Regions from separate parts of the Homo sapiens genome. Here all the other regions are linked to region 3. Evidence: chromatin contacts called from ENCODE Hi-C or POLR2A ChIA-PET data. All regions are on one chromosome and are shown on one strand. Each heading gives the region's core, a stretch centred on a gene start or an enhancer-like site at or near the end of the contact. The rest is flanking DNA. Distances are from core to core; before and after follow the strand shown. Region 1 holds the start of TMEM214 (transmembrane protein 214). Region 2 overlaps SLC4A1AP (solute carrier family 4 member 1 adaptor protein). Region 3 holds the start of PPM1G (protein phosphatase, Mg2+/Mn2+ dependent 1G).

The links. A loop is a pair of places that touch in the nucleus more often than their neighbours do. ChIA-PET counts read pairs that join two places held with the same protein, here RNA polymerase II (POLR2A). Pooled maps may share reads with other maps.
Region 1: a map with no recorded cell type shows a loop between it and region 3 (16-fold over the local background). The contact joins the promoter of TMEM214 here to the promoter of PPM1G in region 3. A Hi-C loop is called at or near these places in 1 of 37 single-sample maps with no recorded cell type and 6 of 50 pooled maps. POLR2A ChIA-PET finds 5 or more read pairs at or near these places in 2 of 52 experiments (PC-3 and activated CD4-positive, alpha-beta T cell).
Region 2: a loop to region 3 is called in a map of mammary epithelial cell, with 20 times the contacts of the local background. The contact joins the enhancer-like site here to the promoter of PPM1G in region 3. A Hi-C loop is called at or near these places in 12 of 168 maps with a recorded cell type or tissue (GM12878, HCT116, HepG2 and 9 more), 11 of 37 single-sample maps with no recorded cell type and 18 of 50 pooled maps. POLR2A ChIA-PET finds 5 or more read pairs at or near these places in 10 of 52 experiments (AG04450, HEK293T, HepG2 and 7 more).

Annotation. Positions count from the first base shown.
Region 1 is chr2:27,030,944-27,035,097 of GRCh38, forward strand. It overlaps TMEM214 (transmembrane protein 214), which reads left to right and starts at 2,022. Exons shown (of 17, transcript NM_017727.5): 1 at 2,022-2,223; 2 at 3,124-3,323. The coding sequence starts at 2,073. RefSeq lists an enhancer at 1,645-1,934.
Region 2 is chr2:27,680,999-27,684,925 of GRCh38, forward strand. It overlaps SLC4A1AP (solute carrier family 4 member 1 adaptor protein), which reads left to right. Exons shown (of 14, transcript NM_018158.3): 9 at 1,250-1,361. Among named protein-coding and RNA genes, the nearest start is that of SLC4A1AP, 19 kb to the left of the region's middle. RefSeq lists an enhancer at 667-1,866. Within about 2 kb of position 2,678, at least 9 of the 41 ENCODE cell types and tissues checked have a DNase peak (open chromatin) inside an H3K27ac peak, as active enhancers do; they include HCT116, PC-3, PC-9 and 2 more, where a contact is called at or near this core.
Region 3 is chr2:27,408,176-27,412,302 of GRCh38, forward strand. It overlaps PPM1G (protein phosphatase, Mg2+/Mn2+ dependent 1G), which reads right to left and starts at 1,416. Exons shown (of 10, transcript NM_177983.3): 1 at 1,128-1,416. The coding sequence starts at 1,247. RefSeq lists silencers at 897-976, 997-1,046, 1,117-1,306, 1,397-1,586.

The DNA of each region.
Region 1 (4,154 bases), core at 772-3,271, 380 kb before region 3:
AGGCCTTTGTTTTACATCAACAGATCCACACAACTGGCATTTTCTCTCCACCCACCCTAACCCTCAGCCAGTGAACATTCAATTTTGTTTTTTGTTGTTGTTGTTGTTTTGGGTTTTTTGAGACGGAGTTTAGCTCTTGTTGCCCAGGTTGGAGTGCAGTGGCACAATCTCGGCTCACTGCAACCTCCGCCTCCAAGGTTCAAGCGATTCTCCTGCCTCAGCCTCCCAAGTAGCTGAGATTATAGGCCTGCGCCATCATACCTGGCTACTTTTTTGTATTTAGTAGAGATGGGGTTTCACCATGTTGGCCTGACTGGTTTCGAACTCCTGACCTCAGGTGATACCCACCTCGGCCTCCCGAAGTGCTGGGATTACAGGCGTGAGCCACGGCGCCCGGGGAACCAATGAAAATGCTATTTCTCAGAACCTATCTCAGCTGCCGTCTCCTTCGGGAAGCTAAACTCCTTCCTAAGGAATGCATCGCTCCCTCAGCTGTTCATCCTGTAGGAATTTGGACTCTCTTAGTTCTTATCATAATACCTCAGTATGGCAGGTAGGAATCTCATCCTCACACACAGTTGTACATGAAATAGCACATTTCCTTAATTGTGATAAGTCACTTTGATTTTATCTTCCCTCATTCTCCTCTGCTGGCATGCTTCAAGGTTCTGAAGGCTCCCAGGATACTAACACCCTCCACGTGGATGTCTGAGCAGGAACCTGTCTGCAGATGCCTCAAGTCTGGGGCTCTCCATCGCTTCCCTGACACATCTGGAACTTGGGATTGACTCTTATGGTGGGAGGCAGAGCCTGTTCTTTCTCATTGCCTGGAAGGGGAAACCCGGCCCTGGCTGTCCCAGACCCCCAGACTTTTCTCAGCCTCCCATGAGAAGAACTCAGAGGCCAGGAGCGGTGGCTCACTCCTGTAATCCCAGCACTTTGGGAGGCTGAAGAGGGTGGATCACTGAGCCCAGGAGTTTGAGATCAGCCTGGGCAACACAGCAAAACCCAGTCTCTACAAAAAATACCAAAGATTAGCCGGGGGTGGTGGTGGGTCAGGTGATCCGTGGTGGGGGATCACCTGAGCCCTAGAAGTTGAGGCTGCAGTGAGTCGTGATCGCGCCACTGAACTCCAGCCTGGGCGACAAAGCAAGATCCTGTCTCAAAAAAAAAAAAAAAAATTATTCTCCATTCTCCACCTCCTACCCCAGCTCCCCAACACTCTGCCCTTTCCTCAAGCCCCCATCCTCTTCCTTGTTCTTTGGCAATAGATTTGTATAGCCCATTAAACCCGAGGTTTAATCACTAGCAACAGTAAAGCCAGCACTTTCCTAGAAGGAAGGAAGCATTTAATCTTCAATCTCTCCCTAGATATGAGGAGCACTACTTCCCTTCCATCCTTCCAGCTCTACGAGAAAGGAAAGAAAAACAGTGGCCGGGCGCCGTGGCTCACGCCTGTAATCCCAGCACTTTGGGAGGCTGAGGGGTGGGGGTGGGGTGGGTCACTTTAGGTCAGGAGTTCGAGACCAGCCTAGCCAACATGGCGAAACCCCGTCTCTACTAAAAATACAAAAATTAGCTGGGCTTGGCAGCGGGAGCCTGTAGTCCCTGCTACTCGGGACGCTGAGGCACGAGAGTCGCTTGAACCTGGGTGGCGGAAGTTACAGTGAGCTGAGATCGCGCTACTGCACTCCAGTCTGGGCGACAGAGCGCGGCCCTGGCAATCAATCAATCAATTGATCAATAAAGGAAAGAAAAACAGAAACAGTTCTACCAAGTCTCTCAATGCCGTGGCCTTCACATCGACGCTCAATGAACGTTCTCAGAAGGGAATCTCCTCTCCTCCCGGCCTCTTCGCCTGGGCGGGGGCCGCAGGCTGCCGCGGAAGCCTCTTCCCGATGCTCTTCGCTCAGGAGAGCCCGGCCCAGGAGAGGGACTACAAGTCCCAGGCTGCCTTGCGGCGGGCGCCGGGCGCCGGGCGCGCGGTCCTGCGAGGAGACGTGGCAGAGTGCGGCGCGCTCGCGCCGGACCGGAAAGCCGGGGAAGTGGCCGAGGAGGGAGGGCTGCGAGCCATGGCGACCAAGACGGCGGGCGTGGGGCGGTGGGAGGTAGTGAAGAAGGGTCGGCGGCCTGGGGTCGGCGCCGGCGCCGGCGGCCGAGGAGGCGGCAGGAACCGCAGGGCGCTCGGGGAAGCAAACGGAGTGTGGAAATACGACCTGACCCGTGAGTACCCGCCCTGCCCCGCCGCCTACCCCAGGCCTGTCCGGCAGGGTCGCAGCGAGCGGCTCCCAGAACCTGGGCGCGAGCTCGCAGGCACATCCCCGAGCGCCACGCTTGCGTTGTCTCTTTGGAGCCTCACGGGAGGCAGACAGCTCCAGGGAAGGTTGCGGTCCTCACCTCCCAGATGAGTAAACTGAGGCCCAGTGAAGTTGGATACCTTGGCCAGGGTCATGTGTCAGAGGGGCTAGGATTCCGGTCCTCAGACTCTCAGTTCACTGCACACACTCTCCCAGCTGCCCAGGGCCCTAGCTGGTCTCTCTGGGCAGGTGTCTGAGCTTTGAAGAGGTACTGTGGATCATTATACACGGTGCCCCCTCTTTAAGTAACCAGCAGGTCATGGAGGAAGGGACAGGAGGCCCAGCAGTGGGAGAAATGACCGCCACACACTCAACACTCACCAGGAATTATAAGTGACACCTGGTTCTTCCACTGAGGAGTGGAGAAAGATTGCCACTTGTTGATTATAGAGTTGTCATGTCGGAACCAAGAGGCGTTAGGGTAGGACCAAGATGGAAAAAGCTTGTCTTCCCAGACTAGTAGCCACTCACTGAATAAGGCAAACCTCTATATCCAACCTCTCTGCTTGTTCCTACATACTCTGATTTGTCTAATGAAGAACTGCCCCATCTTTATGAAAGAGCCCATAGACTCAAGAGCTGTAATGAAAGAAGCTACCAGGAGAACAGCCTGCCCTGCTCCTTAAGCAGTCCAAGAGGAAGGGGCTTTGAGACAGGCTCTTCCCTGGAGATGAATTAGGTGGCAGTGTGGGGAAAGGGACCACTGATAGGTGAGGCCTTGGGGACTCAAGGGTGGCCTGCCTTTCTCTACCTATCTTCACCCCAGCTGCAATCCAGACCACAAGCACCCTTTATGAGCGGGGCTTTGAGAATATCATGAAGCGGCAGAATAAGGAGCAGGTCCCACCCCCTGCTGTGGAACCTAAGAAACCAGGGAACAAGAAGCAGCCAAAGAAGGTGGCAACTCCTCCCAACCAAAACCAGAAGCAGGGCCGCTTCCGCAGCCTGGAGGAAGCACTGAAAGCTGTGAGTGTGCCTAGACATGAGACGCAGAAAGAATGGGGGCTTGAGATTTAGAGAAGATGAGAGGAGGGGGAGGTGGATGGGCAGCTGAGATCCTATGGGATTTGAAACACTTTAAGGGTTGAGAGGAGTTCAGGAAAAGATGGAAACCCCAGGGGAACAGAATGCCTGCACTTAGAATAGAAAGGAAATGGAAAATTTATAGGGAAACATGGATTGGTAAGAGGAAAGCCTTGAAGACCCAGGAACACCAGGGAGGAGATGGAGAAACTGGTTATGATTCTCTGTCCTATGGAAATACTGATCTTTCATTTTCTGTCTTGTCCTCTGTTTTCCTCTTTTTTTTTTTTTTTTTTTGAGTTAGAGTCTCCCTCTGTCGCCCAGGCTGGTGTGCAGTGGTGTGATCTCAGCTCACTGCAACCTCTGTCTCCTGCCTCAGCCTCCCAAGCAGCTGGGATTACAGGCGTCTGCCACCACGCCTGGCTAATTTTTGTATTTTTAGTAGAGATGGGGTTTCACTACGTTGGCCAGGCTGGTCTTGAACTCCTGACCTCAGGTGATCCGCCCACCTTGGCCTCCCAAAGTGCTGGGATTACAGGCGTGAGCCACCGCGCCTGGCCCTCTGTTTTCCTCTTGAACATGTGGAGGGCCTGAGAGGATAGGGCCTGAGATCAGCATTTTCAGCTGTCCTGTTCCATTCTTAAAGATGTAGGTACAGCAGAATTGCAGCATTCCATGTTCTTATGCTTAAAAATGGAATCCCTTCTTCCTACTGCCACCTAGTTCAACCATTTTCCCACCCCTACCCCATTTCTTTACTCCCTCACTCACAAC
Region 2 (3,927 bases), core at 1,428-3,927, 270 kb after region 3:
CTTCCAAACTTTCTGCCTCCTACCCTAACCCCTGCAAGCAATCTTGATTGTGATTCCATCTTCTGCTTTTTCATCTCCTTTGAGCCAGTCTTAGCTTATCCTCTAGGCCAGCCTGGCTTTTTAATGTAGCTGAAAACATCTGTGTTGCTGTTGCTTCTGTCTTTCTATGCCAGAGCCTTCCTGAGGCCTGTGGGGAAGGGTGTGAAGGATAATGATTTGACAAAATGTCCTTCATGGCCAGGCAGGCAGCATTCTTCTGGTGGCCTTAGCAAGGGAATGGGTTTTATCTCTGGTAGGGAGAAAGGGGCTTGAGGCTGGACTTAAGAGTGCTACTAAGGGGATAAGACTTAGGTAAAAGAAGGCAGTAGTAGCAAGTGGGGCTTCAGGGAGGGCCAGGTAGCTAACATCTGGTATGGGTCACTGTGAGTCGAATGCCATTACTGTCCTTATATTCCAGTTTTCAGGGCTGTCCCATGGTCAATATGAAGAAAACAGAGGGCTTTCTTTTCAGTCTAGTATGCTTATTCTGGGGTTTCCTCTGTCTCCTCATGCCATATTCTCATTGTCACCTCTGCCTGCTCTGAGTATCTTGTCAACTGAATTGCTATCCCTTTTGTTTTTGCTCTGTTCTCCCCCTGCCTTTCTAATTTCTACTATCTCTTCTTTATACCCTTCCTCAGCTTTGTCCTAATGGGCTTAGCTTTTCTAACTATCTCCAGCCGTTGAGAATGTTGACAGGCTCAGCAGTTGCAGTCTCTCACTATATCTTTGTCATTACTACACTGGGTATCCTGCATACTGTACCCCCATCCCCATGCACACTTTTTTTTTTAAGTGCTCAGAGCTATTGCGCTTAAGTGGGAGCTCCAGATAAGTAAGACACTCTTCAGAGGTTGGTGGGAAGTAGGGCTTTACACCATGGATCAATCTCCTGCTGCTTATATGTTCTCCTTTGCCAGTGACCTTTGTACTGTAGTCATTTCATGGGTGTGAAGTCATGTAGCATGTGGCAAATTACTTGACTAAGGGAGCAGCCTCATCATAGCTCTGTGTCTGTGACAGTCAGCATTGTTCTTGTCCATTCAAAATCTGTTGGTCTGAATACCTCTTTCTTATTGTTATATGCTTAGATATTCATTTTGTGGTAATTTTTATTTTGCCAGAGGTTTCTTTGTCAGTATCATGGTATTTTTAGATAAAACCTTGGGACTCCCTGGAATAGATGTGTATAATTATTCTTTCTTCCTAGGACTGAAACTCAGACTACAGGTGCAGAAAACAAAGCTAAAAAGCTTACATTGCCTCTATTTGGTGCCATGAAAGGAGGAAGCAAATTCAAATTAAAAACTGGAACAGTAGGGGTAAGTTGTGAGTCAGGGTGTTAAACTTTTAGCCCTTGAGTTATCCCTGAGCTAATTTTTCTCTTTTCTTTTTTGAAACTACAAATGACTCATTCCATAGTAATGTGAGAAAGGGCTGTGGGCTTGGTATGATCACATCTTTCCCAGAACTTGGTTCTTGGATTCTTTTTTTTTTTTTTTTTTGGAGACAGAGTCTCACTCTGTCACCAGGCTGGAGTGCAGTGGCGTGATCTCGGCTGACTGCAACTTCCGCCTCCCGGGTTCAAGCAATTCTCCTGCCTCAGCCTCTCGAGTAGCTGGGACTACAGGCGTGCTCCACCATGCCCAGCTAATTTTTGTATTTTTAGTAGGATGGGACTTCACCATGTTGGCCAGGATGGTCTCCATCTCTTGACCTCGTGATCCACCTGCCTTGGCCTCCCAAAATGCTGGGTTTATAGGCATGAGCCATTGTGCCTGGCCAGTTTGTGGATTCTTTTTCTCAGCTTAGGGTTATCAAGAATTGATGAATTAATTTATGCCAATCAATTTGCAAGTAAATGGTTTGTAAATTAGAATCATAGTTTATTAATTTCTCATGAATGTTGCATTTAAGAATGGGTCTCCTGCATTAAATGCTTTTCCCCAGGTGGATAGATGTAGTGTTCAGACTCACCAACATTTAAGAACATAGTGTGTGCACTTGCCTCTGCCATATGATTTTTCTTCATTTAATCCTTCCAACACCTTTTGCTGTGTGGGAATTATTGCCTCTTACAAATGAGGAAATAGAGTCAGAGAAGTTAAATACCAGATCACACCAGCGTTATGTAACTAAGCTGGTAATCAGATCCAGGTCTGTCTCTTGAGCTTTATGATTTCCCTGCTACCCTACAATATATGTCTGTCTGTATGTTTTTGCTTTATCTATATTCCTATTCATAGATTCAGCTTTTAAAAGGTTTTCATTACCCCTAAGAGCTGAACCTTGAGTATTAGTTTGCTAGGGCCACCATAACAAAATACTAGGGATTGGGCAGCTTAAACAACAGAAATTTATTTGTTCACAGTTGCCAGCAGGGTTGGTTTCCTCTAAGGCCTCTCTGCTTACCAATGGCTGCCCTCTTGCTGGCTCTTCAGATGGCCATCCCTCTGTGCACTTGCACTCCTGGTGTCTCTTCTTCTTCTTCTAAGGACATGAGTCATACTGAGTTAGGGCCCCACCCTAATAGTGTCATTTTAATTCAGTTTAATTTAATTTACAGTCATATTCTGAGGTACTGGGGCTTGGGACTTCAAACATGAATTTGGGCAGCAGGGGGCACAATTCGTCCAAAACACCCTGAATTAGGGTATACTGCCCTCTGGTGGCAGAAATCTGAAGTCCTAGCTATGTATTCTTTTTGTTTGTTTCATTGAGAGACAGTCTCACACTGTCACCCAGGCTGCAGTGCAGTGGCCATCTCGGCTCACTGCAACCTCCTCCTCCCGGGTTCAAGCGATTCTCCTGCCTCAGCTTCCCGAGTAGCTGGGATTACAGGCACCCACCACCACGCCCAACTAATTTTTTGTATTTTTTTTTAGTAGAGACAGTTTTTCACCATGGCCAGACTGGTCTCGAACTCCTGACCTCATGATTCACCTGCCTCGGCCTCACTATGTATTCTGAATGAGTAATGGTTTACCTAACAAGTAGGCTTTTCAATCTGTTGCGGTGGGGACTTAGGTTTTAAATAGAAAACTTTTTACTAAACAGCCCTCCTTAGAGAATTTTAGAACTAAGTCCTATATTTAAAAGATAATATAGGCCGGGCGCGGTGGCTCATACCTGTTATCCCAGCACTTTGGGAGGCCGAGGTGGGTGGATTGCTTGAGCTCACTAGTCGAGACCAGCCTGGGCAACATGGTGAAACCCCGTCTCTACTAAAAATACAAAAATTAGCTGAGCACGGTGGCCTGCGCACCTATAACCCCAGCTACTCAGGAGGCTGAGGCAGGAGAATCGCTTGAACCGGGGAGGCAGAGGTTTCAGTGAGCTGAGATCGCACCACTGCACTCCAGCTTGGGCCACAGAGCAAGACTCTGTCTCAAAAAAAAAAAAAAAAAGATATAACCAAGATATGCTTTGGTTCCTTCCCTCTATTCCATAACTGTGATCAACCTTTTCTAATAAATACTTTTATTGAATGGCTTTGATTAGAATATTTAGCTTTATTCTTTGAGAAATGTCTTCCTCCTTTTCTTCAGGATCTGTTTGATGGATTTACATGCCTTGTTTCCTTGAAATTACGCTAAGTCTAAAATGAAAAAGCAGCACAAATGACTTATTTCTGATTGTCTGATTTATTCCTTAGAAGATTTTGTAATCAATTGAAATCCTTTAATATCATGAGTTATAACAGTCCAGAATTCCTGTAGCTGGCACTCATCTGAAATAACTATTTTAGTTCCTTACAAGCTATTTTCAAGTGTTTTGTATTTAGTAATCTTTGACTCTAGGAACTAATAAAGACACTTGTTTAGGGTCTATAGAGGGGTAAAATTTCATGTCAAAGTCCCACCTCCAGCAGACTTCTGTGGAGTTCAT
Region 3 (4,127 bases), core at 166-2,665:
AAAACATTTAAGTTCATACTGTCATTCCAGAGCTAACCACAGGGAGGAGCGAGGGATCTGAAACAATTCCCAAGGGAGACAGTATTTCGCTGTTACCTGAAGCCCACCCGGTAGGTGGAGAAACCCTCAATACCAGACAGAGTATTTCCCTGGCCCTTTTGCCTAGACTTCAGAATGCTCTTCACAAAGCCACGGTTAACCCGTCTTCCTCCCTTTCCTCCCTACCGCAGTTTTCCCTCTTCTCTTTTGTAGTTTCACATCAAGTTTTACCTAATACTACTACTTTCCCCCCAATATTTTTCTTTTCCCCTTTTGTCCAGAGTAAAATTTTCTAGAAAAGCCCTTTGTAGGTAGGTTGTGATGAAAAAAATTGATGAAATGACTTACAATCAAAGAAACTATAAACTACAATTACAGGCAAATGAGAATTACTGATTAAGTTTTAGAGAAATCCTAAGAGAGAAAGAAAACGAAGCATAATAAAAAGGAAAACCTAGGGACTGACATAATTCAAGTTTTCCGAAGTTAGTAAAAGGCCCTGAAAAGAGTGCAAATGAGTGACAACTCCTGGAGGTCGGGTCCAGCCTCTGAAATTAACATGCAAGAGCCCAAGGCCAGGCAACCAAAATGTGAAACAGACTCTGCCCGGGGTTCCTTTCACTGTCAAACTCCTAGCCAAAAGAGGCTTCCCACATCAGATATTTTAAATATTAAAATTTAAAAAGTTATTCACATCTATTCACCTCTCCCTTGAAAAACAAATGAATAAATAGCCCCTATTTGCGTCTTTACTCCCACACTAAACCTCACACCGTTGATGAGCCTGGAGGGCTAGGTTGGCACGAGAGGATGGCGCCAAAGCTCGGGGAGAGGGCGGTCAGTGGGCGGAAGGTGCCTCTTCCCACATGGCCGAGCCCTCGCCGCCACTGGCCACCGGCACACGGTCCCCAAGCATCGGGAGCTCCCTCTCGGCCCTGACCCCGCGGTCTCTGTCGCCCCGCAAACGGCCGCTGCGGCCGCAGGCTCCCAATTGGGACCCTTCCCAGGGGAGGACCCCATCCCCCGCTCTCTTTCTCCGTCAGATTCCCGCCCCGCAGCGGCCAGCCTATGGGCCCCTGCCTCCTCACCTCCATGGAGACGCGCCAGCCTTGCATGGCGGAGAAGCCGTAGGGCAGCGGCAGGCGCGGGGCGCCGACCCCGTCCCCGGAGCACTTCACCGTGTTGGGCTGGGAGAGGTAGGCACCCATGGCGGCGGCTGGCCGGCGGCCTCAGGTGCAGGAAAGCTGGGCGCGACCCGTGCCGGAGCCGAAGCCCCGGGGGTGCGCGCGGCAGGAGCAGGCCCCGCGGCGCGACCGACGCAAGGTGCCGGTGAAAGGCGCGAGGCCGGCCAGGAGGCGGTAACGGGACGGGAGCTGTGAGGGAGCGGAAGCGGAAACGGCGCCGCTCCAGACCCCGCCCGGCCTGCGCGGCGGGGCCAGGCGCTGCGGGCAGTCATTTCCTTAGCAACTCGCCCCGCCCGCAGGGACAACGGCCCGCCCAACGGCCGCTCCCGCGAGACTAGCGCGACCACGCCCACCAACGGCCGCCGTCCTACTCCGCTTCCTCGCGCAGGTGGCAGGTCGCCTCTGGCAGAACCTCTTCCTTCGTTCCCAGTCCCCAGCCTCTTGGCGTTTTGTCTGACGCCTCTTTTGTGTCGGACTCGACGCTTTCAGCCCGTCCTCCAGTGTTTTCATCCCCCTCTCCCCAACGTTGCACTCTCAGACTCCGCAAACCCCGCCCGATTTGGTTCAATTAAAGTTGACCAGTATTTGTTCCGAGCTTAGGAAGTACTTGGCCAGGCCATGCGAGGCCTATATGAGAAGAATGTGAGTCTTTTCTGAAAGCGAAGACCTCGATCTGTGATATAATTCGAGTTAATACAATGTAGAAATGTTTGGTACAGCCTATTCTGGGTGGGAAAAGCTCAAGGATGGGAGGAGGAGCTGTTTCTTGGAGGATTGAAAGGATGTAGGCTCTCAGAGAGGATGCCTCTGGATTGCATTATGCCACAGGAAAAGGGAATAATGTTATAAGGTTTGGAGGAGTGAGGGAAGAATGTGAACTGCATTTGGGGAGGATTTCTGAGGAAGCTGGCTGGACTCGGAGAATGATTGTAAGTGGTAATATTAACTAGCTAGCTTGATAAAAAGAAGCGCCAAGATGAGTGACTTGGACTTCATTGTCGTCCTGGTGTAACCTTTGGCATCGTTTGTCTAGTCTTTGTATGCAGTGTACATTGGAGGGAGAGAGTCTGGGGCACTGTTGTGTTGTTGTTTTTTGTTTGTTTTTGAGACAGAGTCTCGCTCTGTCGCCCAGGCTACAAGCTCCGCCTCCCGGGTTCACGCCATTCTCCTGCCTCAGCCTCCCGAGTAGCTGGGACTACAGGCGCCCGCCACCACGCCTGGCTAATTTTTTGTATTTTTAGTAGAGACGAGGTTTCACCGTGTTAGCCAGGATGGTCTCCATCTCCTGACCTCGTGATCCGCCCGCCTCGGCCTCCCAAAGTGTTGGGATTACAGGCGTGAGCCACCGCACCCCGCCTACTATTGTTTTTTTTTTAAGACAGAGTTTCGCTCTTGTTGCCCAGGCTGCAGTGCAGTGGCGCTATCTTGGCTCACTGCAACCTCCGCCTCCCAGGTTCAAGCGATTCTCCTGCCTCAGCCTCCCGAGTAGCTAGGATTCCACGCCTGGCTAATTTTTGTATTTTTAGTAGAGACGGGGTTTCACCATGTTGGCCAGGCTGGTCTCGAACTCCTGACCTCGTGATCTACCCGCCTCAGCCTCCCAAAGTGCTGGGATTACAGGCGTGAGCCACCGCGCCTGGCCTGGGGCACTGCTACTAGTTAGAGAGCTCTTACTCTAAGCAGGAGATGAGAAGAGCTGGGAGTAAGGTGGTACCACGCAGGGTGGCAATGGGAATCCAGATGAAAGGACAAATTAGACAATAACAAATAAGACAGATTTGGTAATAAATTGCATTCAAGGGATGGAGAGAAAAGGAGAAATTCTCCAAACTATGACAAAATTGATTCTTTTCAGCCGGGCACAGTGGCTCACACTTGTAATCCCAGCACTTTGGGAGGCCAAGGGGGGGTGGTGGATCACTTGAGGCCAGAAGTTCGAGACCAGCCTGGCCAACATGTGAAACCCGTCTCTACTAAAAATACAAAAATTAGCCAGGCGTAGTGGTGCGCTCCTGTAATCCCAGCTACTTGGGAGGCTAAGGCAGGCGAATAGCTTGAACCCCAGAGGCGGAGGTTGCAGTGAACCAAGATGGCGCCACTGCACTCCACCCTGGGTGACAGAGCAACTCCGTCTCAAAAAAAAAAAAAAGATTCTTTAAAAAGATAAAACTAATCATGGCTTCTTCATGCTCTTCCGATAGTCCAAATTCCTTATAGTTTACAAGACCCTTCATGCTAATCATCCAGATTCACGTATGCCTCTCTTTAACTCTCCATTTCTCCTACAACTCTGCTTCAGCAATGTCTTTGGGTGCATCTAAAGCCATGCTTTCTCTTACACTTTTACCCATGGAGCACACCTCTCCACACCCCTCTTGACCATCACTTTCTCCAGGAAATCTCTACTATCACTATACTAGTTTGGGTCCACACTTGTTTGTCTTTCCTGATAGAATATAAGCCTTTATGAAGGCAGAAGTTCCATTAAACTTACCATTGTGTTTTCCAGCATCCCTTGCAAAGTTGTATGTGCTGAATAATATTTAAATATTTGTTGAATGAATGAATAACACCAAGATTTTGACTCTGCATAACAAAATGTGGTGGAGCCATTAACAGAAAAAGGTGCAGTTTGAGGGGATGCTAGTTTTGGGGGGAAAACAGTGGTTCAGTTTAGGGTGACAACTAATATAAAAACATTGAAAATATTAGATTGGAGTTAAGCCATGAAAGTGGAAAAGATGTTAATTAGGCTTGCAGGTTGCCAGGAACCTAGATGAGATCTCTGACCAAAGCAGTGTAGAGGGAGCATATAAAATTACTCAGCCTTGGTTGCAGTGAGCTGAGATGGTGTCACTGCACTCCAGCCTGGGCGACAGAGTGAGACCCTGTCTCAAAAAACAA